Linked DNA regions of Mus musculus: regions 1 and 2 are each linked to region 3. The links are chromatin loops, found by intact Hi-C in ENCODE. Cell type or tissue: heart. All regions are shown on one strand.

Evidence for each region. Hi-C counts contacts between places; a loop is a spot of excess contacts. Peaks named below come from ENCODE experiments on the same cell type or tissue, not always from the same donor. Only the 100,000 strongest peaks of a DNase experiment are listed, where the experiment ranks them.
Region 1: it touches region 3 in a loop (2.5-fold over the local background); 9 of 42 quality-filtered maps call a loop at or near these places.
Region 2: it touches region 3 in a loop (6-fold over the local background); 35 of 42 quality-filtered maps call a loop at or near these places.

What each region holds. Positions count from the first base shown.
Region 1 is chr6:146,885,928-146,890,927 of GRCm38, forward strand. It overlaps Ppfibp1 (PTPRF interacting protein, binding protein 1 (liprin beta 1)), which reads left to right and starts at 2,567. Exons shown (of 31, transcript NM_001355728.1): 1 at 2,567-2,756. In heart, no CTCF peak of the experiment used is centred here; DNase peaks (open chromatin) are centred at 2,524 and 3,414; H3K4me3 peaks cover 3,218 bases; H3K27ac peaks cover 2,895 bases.
Region 2 is chr6:146,991,534-146,996,533 of GRCm38, forward strand. Ppfibp1 (PTPRF interacting protein, binding protein 1 (liprin beta 1)) reads left to right here. Exons shown (of 31, transcript NM_001355728.1): 6 at 869-982; 7 at 1,773-1,904; 8 at 4,857-4,949. Among named protein-coding and RNA genes, the nearest start is that of Rep15, 39 kb to the right of the region's middle. In heart, a CTCF peak has its summit at 2,898 (motif pointing left); no DNase peak of the experiment used is centred here; H3K4me3 peaks cover 771 bases; H3K27ac peaks cover 977 bases.
Region 3 is chr6:146,830,910-146,835,909 of GRCm38, forward strand. It overlaps Arntl2 (aryl hydrocarbon receptor nuclear translocator-like 2), which reads left to right. Exons shown (of 15, transcript NM_172309.2): 15 at 1,601-2,620. The coding sequence ends at 1,737. Among named protein-coding and RNA genes, the nearest start is that of Smco2, 17 kb to the right of the region's middle. In heart, a CTCF peak has its summit at 2,794 (motif pointing right); no DNase peak of the experiment used is centred here; H3K27ac peaks cover 847 bases.

The DNA of each region.
Region 1 (5,000 bases), 55 kb after region 3:
GGTGCCCTGGGACTTGCTCTGTAGATTAAGCTGGCCTCAAACTCAGAGATCCTCTTGCCTCTGCCTCTCAAGTGCTGGAATCAAAGGCATGTATCACCATTGCCACTGGCAGGAAATATCTTTAACGAGGTAAAACTCAGCCTTTACACACCTGTAAAATACCTCCCACGGTAACCTTGGTAGGCATTGTGGGCCCCACTTAGAGTGGAAGTAGCTGAAGTTTCAAGTAGATAATTTGAGTGTTACACAGCATGTGGCAGAGCTCTGTAGAGGTCCACTCCCAGACCTCCCCACCCTGCCCTGTGATTTCACTGTGGCACACAGCAGGTCCTGACAGGTCAAAGCTTTAATTGGACCTTGACAGAAGAGTAGGCAATCTACTTATACCTTTGGTGAAAGTGACAAAAGATGGCACCCAAGCAGTGTCTGTGAGTCTCTCTACTAGAGGGATGGACAGAAGAGGGAGATGGGTGGGGGTGGGGATAAAATAGAAGCCTGACCAGGGCTAGTTTTAGGAGACCAGCTGAGAATTTCAGGGCAAGATGTTGATGACAAAAACAAACACTTCAGAAGCTCATTTGGTTTGGTGTAGACAATCACCGCTGGGGAATTCAAGGGAAGGCTTCAGAATAGAGTCAGTCAGACAGTTACCATGGTGACAATATAAAGTCAGTGCGAGCACAGGGGGCAAGTCTAGTTTATCTGTGTAGCTTTAGAGTTTCTGAAACTGTGTGGAGTATGAATAATCAATACTATTTTTTTTTTAAATGTGAGTCTCTTGCCCAGAGGTACCCCTGGGGGACAGAAGAGAGCGTCAGATCCTCTGGATCCGGCTTTATAGTCAGCTGGGACCTTGCTGAGGCTTTGACTCCTTATGTTAAAATCAGTTTACTTCCCATGGACAGGTGGGCTGGGAAGAGCATATGGGACACAATGAGGGACATTGTGAATCCATTGTGGTAGAATGGCGAATGTGCGACGTCATTAATCAAAGAACACACAATAAAGCCAGCTGAAAAGTCACATGTCACACACCTTAATCCCAGCATCTGGGATTAGTGGAAGAAGGTTCCTGAGTTCAAGGCTGGCCTATGTTACATAGTGAGTTCAAGGATAGCTTCAGCTACTTAAGAATCTGTCTCAAGAAAACTAAAATCAAACCCCCCAGTCAACACATACACAAACACACCACCTTCCGTTCCCCAGGGTGGTGGCAGCGGCGGCGGTGGGGGCTGGGGAGGCTCATAGCCAACAAAAAGCTAACAGAAACTAATCATATTCTGTATCCATAAAGCTGCTTTTCATTATTCAGTTCAGTTCTGGGTCTGACAGGGGAAACTGAAAGAAGGGCTCCTGAGAATCTCCCTGACTTTGCAGCCAAGAGGATTACACAGCTGATATCCACCAGAGGGTAAATAGTAGTTAATTCTTAATTGTTAGCTCAGTCACTGCAATTGGTTCAACAGTAATTATTATCATGTGGTTTGAACTCAGTTGTGAGGGTTCTCCCTTTTCAGTTGTGCATCAAAACAGAAGCCTTATGGGACTTAAAAAGTTCAGCATAGGGCCTGAAGAGATGGCCAAACAGTTAACCTCTTCTGCTCTTTTTGCAGAAACACTTGAGTTCAGCCCACAGCCCCTATCTCACAACTGGGAGAATTCAATGCTTCTAGCCTCCATGGGTACACACACATACTACACATAATTAAACAAAATAACAAAAATAGCTGGGTGTGGTGGTACACATCTTTGATTTGAATAGTTTGAGGCGGAGGCAGGCAGATAGCTGTTCAAGACCAGTCTGGTCCACACACAGTTTCACGACAGGACAAACAACAACAACAAACTCCAACAAAAATAATAATAAAAAATCTTTAAAAAGCAGGTTATTGCTGAGTGTGGGCCTGTAACCTCAGCTATTAGGAAGGCTAAGGTAAAAAGATAACAATTTGAAGACCAGCCTTGATATGTGTCACAGCGGGGGGGGGGAGAGGGGGGGAAAACCTCGAAAAAATATAAATAGTAAAACATTTACCCCCTCCCTCTGGAGAGTTCATTTTATTTCTCTGGAAGCTTGCGTGTCTTTTTATTTTTATTTTTGTCTCGTTACTAAATGCAAAAGCAGCCACGTGGTTGAGCGCCGCTAGATGACCACGCGGAACTAGGGTGGCCACCTCTGGGATCCTCGTCCGCTCAGTCTCTGTAAGTCCTCAGTTTCCCCTCCGGGGCCTTTTACTTTATCCGCGGGGCTCCCCGCCCGCCACGTCCGCTCGGTCCGCGACACAGAGGCGTTCTTTCGGGATGAGCGTCGCTTCTGACCCGGGAAGAGCTGCGAGCGACCGCCCGGCTCAGCGCAGCCCTTTATCCGCGCCCTACGGACCGCAGCGGACCGGGCGCGCTCCCCACCGACGCCCACTCCCAGCTCCGCTGGGCTCGGCCAGGAATGTGGGAGACCAGGCGCCGCCTCGGAGTGACCGCGCGCCCGGCCAATCAGCGGGCCGCAAGCGCGAGGCCCCGCCCCCTCCGCCCCTGGGGCTGGTTCCCGCCGGGGGAGGGGCGGGGCGGTGGGACGAGGAGGACCGAGGGGAGGCGGCACCTGGGCGGCGGTGATGTCAGCCGGGCGCTGTGCTCCGGCCCCGGCTCCTGTCGCCGTGTAGGGCGCGGGGGCGGCCGCGTCGAGAGTGGCGATCTGGCAGCCGGGCGGGTCCCGGGAGGCGGAACTGCAACTTGTGGAGCTCGGCGGCCCTCCGCCTCAGGTAAGCCAGCCGCGGGCGGTTCCTTCTGCGACCCGCGCCCGCGTTCTCGGGGATCTCTAGTGAGTGGGGGGCAGCAGCTTCGGGGTGACAGGAAGGGCTCGTCTGGGTCCTCGGTTCCCTCACCCGGACTCCCCACAGCACAGAACTCCAGTCAGGGAAGTGTGCTCGGACTCCCCCAGAGACTCCAGTCAGGGAAGTGTGCTCCCAGCTCACACCCAGACTCCCCTCCACAGACTCCAGTCAGGGAAGTGTGCTCCCAGCTCACACCCGGTCTCTCCTTCACACCACAGTCTCCAGTCAGGGAGATGTGCTCCCAGTTCACACCCGGTCTACCCCCCCCAGCACCCCCCCCCCCAGACTCCAGTTAGGGAAGTGTGTTCCCAGCTCACATCCAGACTTCCCTCCACAGCCTGCAGCCAGGGAAGTGTGCTCCCAGCTCACACCCGGACTCCCCGACCCCTTACACACCCACAGTCTCCAGCCAGGGTAGTATAAGCCCATCTCATACTCGTCCCCTCACCATACCATAGACTCTGAATCACAGAACTCCAATCAGTGAAGTGTGCTGGGACCCCACGCCTCAGAATCCCCACCACACCACAGCCTCCAGTCAGAGAAGTGTGCTTCCAGCTCACTCCTGGACTCCCCACCACACCACAGACTCCAGTCAGGGAAATGTGCTGGGACCCGAACACCCCAGAATCCTAGTACCATGGAACTCTAGTCAGGGACATGCGCACAGTTTTACACAGTGGGTATCTCACCACGCCACAGACTCATTCAGGACAGTGTGAGCCCATTTCACACTTGTCCTCCCACCACACCATAGACTCTGATACCACAGAACTCCAATTACAGAAGTGTTCTGGGACCCTACACCCCAGAGTCTCCACCACACCACAGACTTCAGTTAGGGAATTTTCGTGGGACCCCACACCCCGGAACTACTCCAATAATACCATACGCTCCATTCAGGGAACTGCAATGGGACCCAGACTCCCTGTAATATACCCCAGATTCCAGTCAGGGGACTGTGGTGGAACCCCAGAATCCCTATATAATACTGCAGAGCCACGCCACACATTTGGAAAGTGTGCTCAGACCCTGAATCTCGGTTTCCTCATATTACAAGAGAATGCCCATCAGGGACATATGCTTGAGCCCAGTCTCCTACACTACTACAGAACCAGCAGGGAAGTATATGTGCAGGTGGGAATATTTAAAAGTGTCACAAATATGTGAATCATCTTCCCAGAAAGTAAAGAGAAAATAGTTTTATGTTTTCTCAGTTTCCTTACATCCTACCATATATTGCTTAAGTAAAAGAACATCAGTGTTATCCTTGCATATCAATGTAAAATATTTTTTATGTAGTCCAGTTAGGATGTGAGAAATTCACTTGTATATATTCGTAGCTGTGGGAAAACTGGTTTCTTGGGGGCACAATTCTATAACTCTGTTGGTGTTTATACACCAGAGCAGTTAGGAAAGCGGCTGACAATCTAGATCTTGCCTGGGGCTTCTTGAGAAAAAGTTGAATGAAGGCTGTTAGTTGTGTTTTCAGGGTTCACTTTTAGAGAAAGGAGTTTAAGTTTTATTTTATTACTTTTTATTTTTAAAACAGGATTTCACTATGTAGCTCTGGCTGTTCTGAGCCACTGTGCAGACCGCTCAGGCCTCAAACTCACTGAAGTCTGCCTGTCTCTGCTTCCTAACTCTTAGGGTTAAGCCTGTGCCAGCATTACTGGTTGGGAAAGGAGTTTTAACAGGGGAATGCTGGGAAGCATGGTATACAAACTCTTAATAATGAGAATATGATTTTTTTCCGATGTGGGACCAAAACAGACCCTTGCTTTCAGTAAGAATTGACAGCAGTGTGAGGGGAACTCAAAAGGTCTGATTGTTAACTTGAGAAAGCAATTGTCTATTGGCAGGATTCTGATTTTATTTCTTGTTTCAAACTCCTTTTCTTGCTTGGAGATTTTCTGCTCATGGGTCACTGAGTGTGATTGTCTCTCTGGGGGAAAATTAACTTTGAGTACTCTGACTCCAACACTGGCTCTCAGAGTTTCAAGGCACTTTCTTTTAGAGCAAGAAATAGAAAGCATGTAGCTGAGATTTCTGAGTGAAGCCAGTTTCCTCTTTGAGGGCAGGGGTGCCTCAGCAGTGAGGATTCCCTGGTTGCCAGGTCTGGAGGAAGTGGGAGTGGACTTCATTGTTAGTCAGAAGCTGCATCCCAGACTC
Region 2 (5,000 bases), 160 kb after region 3:
AATGACACACAAACCGTACAGAGTAGCCGAGTGGAGCCTGCTGTTGGGGAGTACTATGCGGTACTTGCTTTTGCTTGCTTCCTCATGGTGTTCCTAAGTACAGAGAAAATGCCTTTATCTTTATGTTTCGAACGATGTGGATCAAAGAGTATTTATTCAGCTGGTATCCCAGGGGGAAGACTTGTAGATCTGCATGGAACCCTGGGGATGAGGGATGGGCTTCACTGTTTGTTTCCTGGGCATGTGGTGCAGTACCCTGGCTTTTTCCTTTTCCTCTTTGGTGTTGGGACCTGAACTCATGCTAAGTGCACCACAGCACTCTTCCTTTGCCCTTGCTTTGAACGCACTTGTGACCATGTTCATCTTGGAAGAGCTTGTAGAATTTGAGGTCTTTATTCACCTTTGCTCCTTTTTATTATTGATCCGTGAAATCTGCGTGGTCCTTTGTGCCTGTTTCCTCACTTCCTCTGTGGCTCCCGACTAGTAGTCTCTTACCATCGCCTTCAACATCAGATTTTCCTAATGACAACTGAAATGGTTTTAATGCGTAAAGAAACTGCAAATCTCTCATCAGCACCATGTTTCTCCTAAATTGAATAGGAATCCTTGGATCATAAGGCAGCATAGGGCTGCAGAGGCTGCCCGGTGGTAGAGAGCCTGCCTATCCTAGCATGCACAAGTCTTGGGCTTGATCCACACAAAGCGAAATATAAATAGCAAAGGGTAGGACCACTGTCCTCTTGTTAAGTTTGTGATGTTTTAAACCACCGTGAGTGATGGATCTTAGTCCTCATTCCAGTTAGAGAATGAGCCATGCTTTGGGGCCCAGAGCCTTTCAAACTCATAGCCTCTTGCTTTGATTTAATAGGTAAGTGTGTTGACAGACCAGGTGGAGGCTCAGGGAGAGAAGATTCGGGATTTGGAGTTCTGTCTTGAAGAGCACAGAGAGAAGCTGAATGCCACTGAAGAAATGCTGCAGCAGGTATGGGCCAAAGCTGGTGGGGGAGGGGATGCTGGATTGTGTTATCTGAGGTGCAACATTCCTGTCTTGTCTCAGCAGCAGTAAATTCCAGAATCCCTAGACTGTTTTGTTTGAAGTCTAGAGTAGCAGAGTCTAAAACCACAGAGACACACAACACTGTGCAGTTATGAGAGAACACAATATTACAGGAATTATAAGTTGATCTTTTGCGCTCATATTATTTCTAACTCTCAACCGTGAGATGAAAAATCACCATATGTGGCTTGTTAAGGCAAAACCTCATATATATATATGCGTCCCAGTGCGTACATGGGGCTTGTGGATGAAAAGCCTGTGATGCCGCAGAGACTGTATTTGGATGCAGAGTTGCTGCTGTTGAACATCAGTCTGTGCTATTGCCTGCCTTGACAGGCTCCGGACCTCCCTGTCCTCGTGATCTAGGCTTCCATGTTTCTAGAAACCCTGATAAATGAGGCTGATAAGCTCTTCTTCCTCAGGAGACTTTTGCAGGGACTGAACTCATGAGCATGTCTCCCAGTTCCTGATATAGCAGGCACCATGCACAGCACCATCAGTGCTGTCGTTGGGCTCAGGAGTCTGCCAGATGCGTCTCCCCGACACCCTGATGACACGTTGTAGTTCTGTTCAGAAGAGGTCACTAGATTAAGTGATCCTCAGCCGTGTGGTGTGTGGCAGTACTTCACCCACAGGCTACACTTAACCGTTGCCGCTCTGCCGTCACGACAGAAATGTGTAATGTAAAACTTGTGAACATCTGGAATCCTAACAGGAGCTTCTGAGTAGGACCTCCTTAGAGACACAGAAGCTGGAGCTGATGGCTGAGATCTCTAACTTGAAGTTAAAACTGACGGCCGTAGAGAAGGACAGGCTGGATTATGAAGATCGGTTCAGAGACACAGAGGTAAGTAGCGCATGCTCGCATGCTCGCATGCTCGTTCTGTCTCTTCCCTCCCTCCTCAGCCCTCACTGTGCTCCTTAGGGCAAGAGCACTGCTCAGTCTCTTCATCAGACTGATTAAGGCTTTTAACCCCCTTTGATGTTTGAGACATGGTTTCCCTGTGTAGCCTGGCTGTCCTGGAACTCACATTGTAGACTAGGCTGGCCTCGAACTCAGAAATCCACCTGCCTCTGCCTCCCGAGTGCTGGGATAAAGGCTTTTGCCACCACCATCTGGCTTTATTTTCCTGTAAGAGTCTGTTTAGACTTTTCCCTTTTCCTTACCCTCTCATCCCTAATAGAACAGTTGCTGTTGAACCTTCGTAGTAGCTGGGGCTGCAGGAGGATTGTTTCAGTGGTGGTGGGAGGAGGCTGTAGGGATGGGAACTAGGAGGCTGGATGGCGGATAGGAAGGGAGTTGAGGAGGCTGTCCACACTGTAGGAGGCGGAGTCTTACTTACCTGGTGCACTGTGCTTAGTTTAATCTGGTTATGAGGCTGGTTGTGAGGTTTTGCAGCAGGTGTTTGTCACGCCTTGTTTCTCCCTACTTCTGTCTTCTCCTGTGTTCTCATCCAGGGACCCTGAGAACCTCTAGAAAACACAATCCTTGATCATATCCTATGAAATAGTTTACACTGCTGATATAAGGGTGTACACATATTCACAGGATACATTACAGTATATTTGGTAATTTTACATTTATATTTAAAATAATCAAAATAGCATTCAGACGTTGAAACAGAATAGAATATGTACATGTTCTGGCTTAATGTCCCCTTAAAAATAAAACTTTTAGCTAGCTATTCTGCAATCCTGAATCGCTTAACACTGCCATAATTTTGAGAGTTTGGATGTTGGTTTCCAGGAAAATGTTGAAGTAAGTGGGGAACATTTATAGGTGTTTCCAAAACCTAGTGCGTTAAAATCTTTAAACCTTGAAGATTTGCGCCCCCTTCTGGTGTAGGCACAGATGGCTAAAATGCAGAGCTCTGAGTAGCGCCTGAGCTGATAAGTGTAGTAGTTTAGATTACATTGGTTTTTAAAAAGATTTTCTTTCCTTTTCTCTTTTTGCATTAAAGAGGTAGTTCCATATTTTCCAGCCCGACTTGTCTTGGGCATATCAAGCTTCTCACAGGTTGGAACTTCAGATTCATATTTAATCCATTGCCACCAAAAACAATTGGATAGTTTGTCTTTAAAAAAAAATAGGAAAATGGCCCCACTATGTAATTTGGTTTTCTATAATTCTTCCTTCATCTTTGCAGTCAGCACTAAAGGAAGGGGTAATGTTTATAGCAGTCCCTGCCGGGGGTTCAAAGCTGCCTGTTAACAATAGCAAAGCCTGAAAGATCAAAGGAAGGAAGGCCACTCCTGGCTTCTATGCAGGCAAGATAAGCTAGCAAGAGAAACCAATTCTTTTTAAACTTGAATTCAAATTATTTAAACAACTTTCACAAGTACATTTTTAAAATGGCAGTAGAAATGGTATACAATTATATTCTGTTATAAAATCATTTAGGCTTTTAAAATTTTACATGTATAAAATTATGTTATTGTATTAGATATATGAATATACTATATATATATATATATATATATATATATATATTAATTAGACCCTCATCTACCTTCATGTTGAGATTGTTGGCTTAAAGAAACTTAAGTTTATATTTTTATAGACTAGGCAAAAATTATAGAAATCTTTAAATAACTATAATGCATCACAGAAAAGAATTTTAAGGTTAATGGAAGAGAAAATACTCTAGTTTATATGAAAAGGTGGGGTCCATAGTTAGTTTTAATATAGAAGCAGATGCTAAGTGGCTTTGTTGGTGTTAGACAGCCTTCTGCATTAGTTGTGTTTCTGTGATGTTACAGTGAGCATGGAACATCAATTTGTCACAGCCTAGAACCACCTGTCAACAGTCCCAATTGAGTAATTCATCTTTGTCAGGTTGGTCTTTGTCAGGTTGTCAGGTGGACATGGTGTGAGGAATTGCCTTGACTTTCTTAACTGCTGTAGGCAGGTCCAGCTTATGGTGGGGCCTCCATCTTCTGCACGATATAGAAAAGCTAGGTGGACATGAGCCAGGTCAGTGAGGCAGTGAAGGAGCCAGCAAGCAGCACTCATCTGGTTCCTGGTTCCTGCTCCCAGGTCTCAGACTTGGTTTCCTGCCCTGGCTTCCCTCAGTAATGGACAGTGACCTGGAAGTATAATTCCTCCCCGCCTCCCCTCACCACACACACAAACACACACACACACACATACACACACACACACACACACACACACAGTCTGCTTTTGGTCAGATTGTGTCAGATCGTTTGATCACAGCAACAGGAAGAAAACAAGGACTCATCACTATAACAGATACCCAAGACAGCTTATAAAGAGACAGTTTTATTTTAGCCAACGGTTTTGGAGAGCATAGTCCATGAATAGTGGGCCTCATTGCTTTGAGATGGCGTTGAAGCAGCACATTATCATGACGTGCAGGCAGGAAGCAGAAAAGACGGCAAGGGGCTGGGGTCCCCAAATCCCTTTCGAGGGCATGCTCCTAATGGTCAAGAATCTCCCTGCAGACACTGCTGCTTCAAGGCTCCACAAACCTTCCAGCCCCACACTGGGGTCCTGGCCCACAGTTCTCACAATAGCATTTCTCTAGTCAAAGTCATAGCTACGTTTTTGTTTTCATAAGCACTTAGGGCAGAAGCACTAGAAGGTTAAGTTAGTATTTTAGTGGAAGTGTGCTTTGGCAGTTAGGGGTAAATTTCACTGGATCTCCCTTTATTAGGACTGGTTCTCAAACTCGTATCCAAGGAGCTGTGCTGGCTTAGGGCTTTCTGGCTACTCTTTTGGTGACTGTGCCATACCCTTTTCTAATTATTATTATTACTATTATTATTATTATTACAGGGGCTAATTCAAGAGATCAATGATTTGAGGCTAAAAGTCAATGAAATGGACGGTGAAAGACTTCAGTATGAAAAGAAGCTCAAGTCAACTAAAGTAAGTTTCTCTGGGGAAAAATGATGTTTTTTTTTTTTTTTAAACATGGTC
Region 3 (5,000 bases):
CTTCACGTATGCAGTCTCCTCAGAAAGGTTATTGTCTACTCTAGAACCTGAGCTGCAGGTTGTGAGCTGCCACGTGGGTGCTGGGAATCAAGCAGGGCTCCTCTGGAAGAGCACGTAACTGCTGATCTCTCTCTCCTGCCCCATCAGTTATTCTTGGTATGAAGATGTGCGTCAGTCACTAAACCTGTCACAAAGGGTGCAGTCATCAGTTGAGCCTTTTAGGATTTTGCTGAATACACATAATTCAAATAAAAATTTAAAAGTATTTCCATGTAGGAAAAAAATGTCCATTCTCAAGAATTACCAAGAAATTAAAAAAGGCTCGTGCTAAAAAATAAAATAAAATAAAATAAAATAAATAAAGGAAAAGTGCAGGAACCCTGGAGAGATGACGCAGTGGTTAAGAGCACTGGCTGCTCTTGCAGAGGACCCGAGTTCAATTCCCAGCACACACACGGCATTTCCTCTGGTACTGCATGTACAAGACACACAGACATACATGCGGGTAAAACACACATATACGTACAATAAAATAATATTTTAAAAATCCAACTTCTGCAATTTAAGACATGTATTTCGCTTTCCCTGGCTTTAACTAATTTAAAGACATGTGTTCTGAGTTCCTCCTGTCAGTGTGATAAAGCGAGAAGTGGCTTAGAGAAGAAAGTCGAGGAAGCGCACGGTTCCCAGCCACAGCCCATCACCGAGAGGAGGCTGTTAGTCAAGCCATGGTCAACAGCAGACAGAAAGGATTCACGCTAACTTGTTTGCTTTTGTCCTCACACAATTCAGGACGCAGCCCATGAAATGGTAACACCCACAGTCAGGGCAGCTCTTCTATAAAAGTTCCTCACAGGCCTTCTTCCCACAGGTCCAGACAATTGCTCACTGAGACACTCTTCCCAGGTTCTAGATTGCAGCAAATTGACATTTAAAGCTAAGACTTGGGGGCTGGAGAAATGTCTCAATGGCTAAGAGCACTGACTGTTCTTCCGAGAGGATCTGGGTTCAATCTCCAGCACCCACATGGCAGCTCACCACTGTCTGTACCTCCAATATTTGACACCCTCACACAGACATATGTGGAGGCAAAACACCAATGCAGATAAAATAAAATAAAACGCTAAGCCTCACCCAGGTTTACCTCTTGTATCCCGGGTTGGGCTCTCACATGTCTGTAGCTAAAGATCACCTGGAACTTCTGGTTCTCCCACCTCATGCTGGGGTTGCAGGTGTATACCACCATGCCTGGTTTATCCAGCGCTGGGCATCAAACTCAGGGCTTCATGCGTGGCAAGCCCTTCACTAACAGAACCTCGGACCCTGCCATTGGCCTTGCTGTTCTTGACTACAGTTGTGTTTTTACATCTATTTTACGTGCATGAGTGTTCTGCTCACATGTATGTCTGTGTACCACACACATGCCTAGTGCCTACATCTAGAGATCCCCTGGAGCTGGAGTTACAGATGGTTGTGAGCCCCCGACGTGGAGCCCCTGCACGAGTGCTCCTAACCTCTGAGCCTTCTCTCCAGTCTCACTGACTGTAGGTATTTATCACGACCTGCCCGTACTTACATAGTCCTGTGTTTTAACTTACAGGTGACAGTGCCCAGCTGGGTTTTGATGTCCTGTGTGACAGTGACAGCATAGACATGGCTGCATTCATGAATTACCTCGAAGCAGAGGGGGGCCTGGGTGACCCTGGGGACTTCAGTGACATCCAGTGGGCACTCTAGCATTTTGGCTTTGTACTTTAACATGAGAATCATTTCAGAGTGTTTCATTGACAAAACACTGTACTCTTGAGCACTGTATTGGTACATTTTTTATCTCTTATTACTAGTCTACTGACTTTTATATATCTGCCCTTTATTCTCACTGGGATGTGCGGAGTCACACATGCTCCTCCAAAGAGAAACAGCCAAGTTTATCAATCCCTCTTTACACAGTGAGAAGGCAGCTTGGGGGTCAGGCTGCCATATTTTTGCTAAAATATTCTGACCAAAAACTGCTACCAACCATATTGTTAGGGCTTTTTTTAAATATATATATACTTTTGTTTTTGAGTTTGGGATTTTTGTTTTGTTCTGTCTGTTTTCTGTTTTTGTCTTCAAGACAGGGTTTCTCTGTGTAGCCCTGGCTGTCTTGTAACTCACTCTGTAGACCAGGCTGGCCTTGAACTCAAAGATCCGCCTGCCTCTTCCTCCCAAGTGTTGAGATTAAAGCCATATATCACAATTCCCAGCTTAAATACAGTCCCTAAAATCATGAGGCAATGAGAAATCACTTAGAAGCCAACTTTCTTCTAATAATTTGGAATTTAGAAGGCATTTTTAAAAAGTAACTAACCCAGAGGTAGCTCAAATGGAGTGTAAGAATTAGGATGATTTAAAATTCTGGCCCAGGAATGCAGCTCAGGTGACAGAGTCCTTGCCTAGCACCAAGTCTTGGGTTCAGTTCCTAGCACTGTAAACCAATTTGGGTGCACACTTTGTAATCCTGGCACTCAGGAGGATCATAAATTCAAAGCCAGCCTTGGCACAAAGCAGATTGAAGGTCAGCCTGGGATTCACGAAACCCTGTCTTTTAAAATAAATAAAAAAAGATTATTTAAATTTCTGCCTATTTGCCTTTCTGAAGAGTCATACTTTAGAGTGTGTGTGTGTGTGTGTGTGTGTGTGTGTGTGTGTGTGTGTGTGTGTGTTTTCCCTTCACGCATGTCTGTGTACCACTTGCCTGCCTGTACCTGTAAAGGCCACAAGAGGGCATCAGGTCCCCTGGAACTGGAATTACAGACAGTTGTGAATTGCAGTGTGGACTTCTGGAAGAGAAGCTAGTGCTCTTAGCCATGGAGTCAAGTCACACTGATTGTATTTTAATTTAATTGTCTTTGCTGAGTATACTTACACAGGCCCTCTTCTGTGCTTCTCAAATGCAGCTAGATGAGCTGAGCTGAAACTGAACGGTGTTCAGACCCACTCTTTCTTCTTTGTGTTGCTACATCTCCTCCCAGCCCCTGAATGGTCCTCTGAGCCCTCACCCTAGTGTCCTTCTGTGACCTTGCGTTGTGCCAACTATTTGGGCTATAGAAGGTCAAACAGAACTTCTGTCAGACCTGTGATTTGGAAGCCTCAGCCTTGAAGCATGAAGGATGCTGGAGTCCAGCAGACAGAGGGTCTGCCCACACACTGCATTAGGGGACGGCACATAGTCAGACTTGTTTCTAGCAGCTCGTGTTAGAGGATAATATGTCATGGTGATATGTCCTAAAGAGCAGGTGGGCAGGACATCACACATCTCTCATCCCAGCTCCAGGACGCCTGTGAGTCTGAAGTCTGCCTGGGCTACATTGGGAGTTCTAGGTCATCTTGGGCTACAGTGTGAATCCTTATCTCAAAACAAAAGCAGGTGGAACAACCCTCATGGTCTGAGAGGAGCTTCGAGGGCCATGACCACCCTTCACAATGGCGGTTCCTCTCTCAGCCAGAGGACAGACCATTCCTGACACTCAGGAGCAGATGGCTGGGCTCAAGCTCTGAGGATATCTTCACTCCTTTTCAGCCCACTGAAATGTTTTTCTACAGATCCTACTGGCCTGGACCCAGAATCCACCCTCCCCAGCCCCACCCCATGTTTTGTGGTACTCCACCCTCAGATGTTTAGTGTTTCCTTCCTGTTTCTGTTTGGTTGATCCCATTGCATTGGCGTGACAGACTTTTATAGTTTACACAATATTACCTTTTTCTGCCATATTTGTTAAATTTTTAGTAAGAAATAATTGTCCAAAAATTGCATCAAAGTATCATAAAGACAGCACTGCAGTTTGGTGTGTGTGTGTGTGTGTGTGTGTGTAGTTTTTTTTTTTTTTGAGACAGGGTCTTCCTATGTATCCCAGGCTACACCTGGACTCACCCTGTATCCCAGGCTAGCCTAGAACTTTCTGCAGCCTTCCTGCCCCAAATGCTGGTTCGAGGATTGATTGTACCACTGAGCACTGGCTCAGGTTTGGAATTTTCAACCCTAAGAATTACAACTATAATAACATAGCGGAGTTGGGGAATAGCCTGGACAGAGACCCCATCAGGGGAGTCCCTGTGCCTGCTTCCCTGTGGTAAGAGGCTTGGTCTCTAGTCTTGGCTTTGATCCTGTGACTCTGACCCACAGTGTGGAGCCCATGGTAGACACAGGGCTGTGTGTCCCAGGTTTTGGGGTCACATACATAAACCTTGCTCTTTTTATTTTTTTAAATGTGGCCAGCATGTGCTTCTACTGGACAGCAGCGCACTAGGACATTTACTCGGTGGATATTATAAATAACAGAGAAAAGGCTGCGGGATGGGGCAGTCTACTCCTGGTCCTCAGAGACTGAGTGAAAAAGTTCTCTGAGAATTCCGGGCCAACCCAAGCTGCAAAGTGAGATTTCAAAGTTGCCATGAATTTTATCATAGCCTGAAGAAAAACGAGGCTTTAGTTCAATAGTGACACCATATGGTTGATAAATGCAGAAACCTGTTGAGAGACAGGAAGACACCAGGAAATACAGAAGAAACAGGAGCTGGTGGAATAAAGGGGGTTGTTTGTAGTCGCCTTTTAAAAGCTGTATCTGCAATGCAGGTATTCAGGAGGCTGAGGCTGAGGCAGAAGGATCACTGTGAGTTTGAGGCTGGTCTGAGCAACATGATGAGGCTCTGCCTCATTGAAACCAGAATAAATAAACTGCAGTCCCGGTCTTCAGGCTCAGCACTGTGGTGTGAGCCAGGCAAGATCTCCTGAGCCTACTGTGTTCCTGGAGCCCGTGTCAGACCCAGGTGGAGAGCGGACTGCGACTGGTGTGCCCAGCAGTAGATAGAAGAGGGGTGATGTCTACAACTCTCCAGAGACAGCAGGGAAATTGCTGGAGTGGCTAGTAGGTGCCTCTCTCCCCTTTCTGAGGGGCTTTCCTTGGATTAATTCCCACTCCCTGGGGCCTGGGAGAGGCACTTGAGGGCTCTGTGTGGAA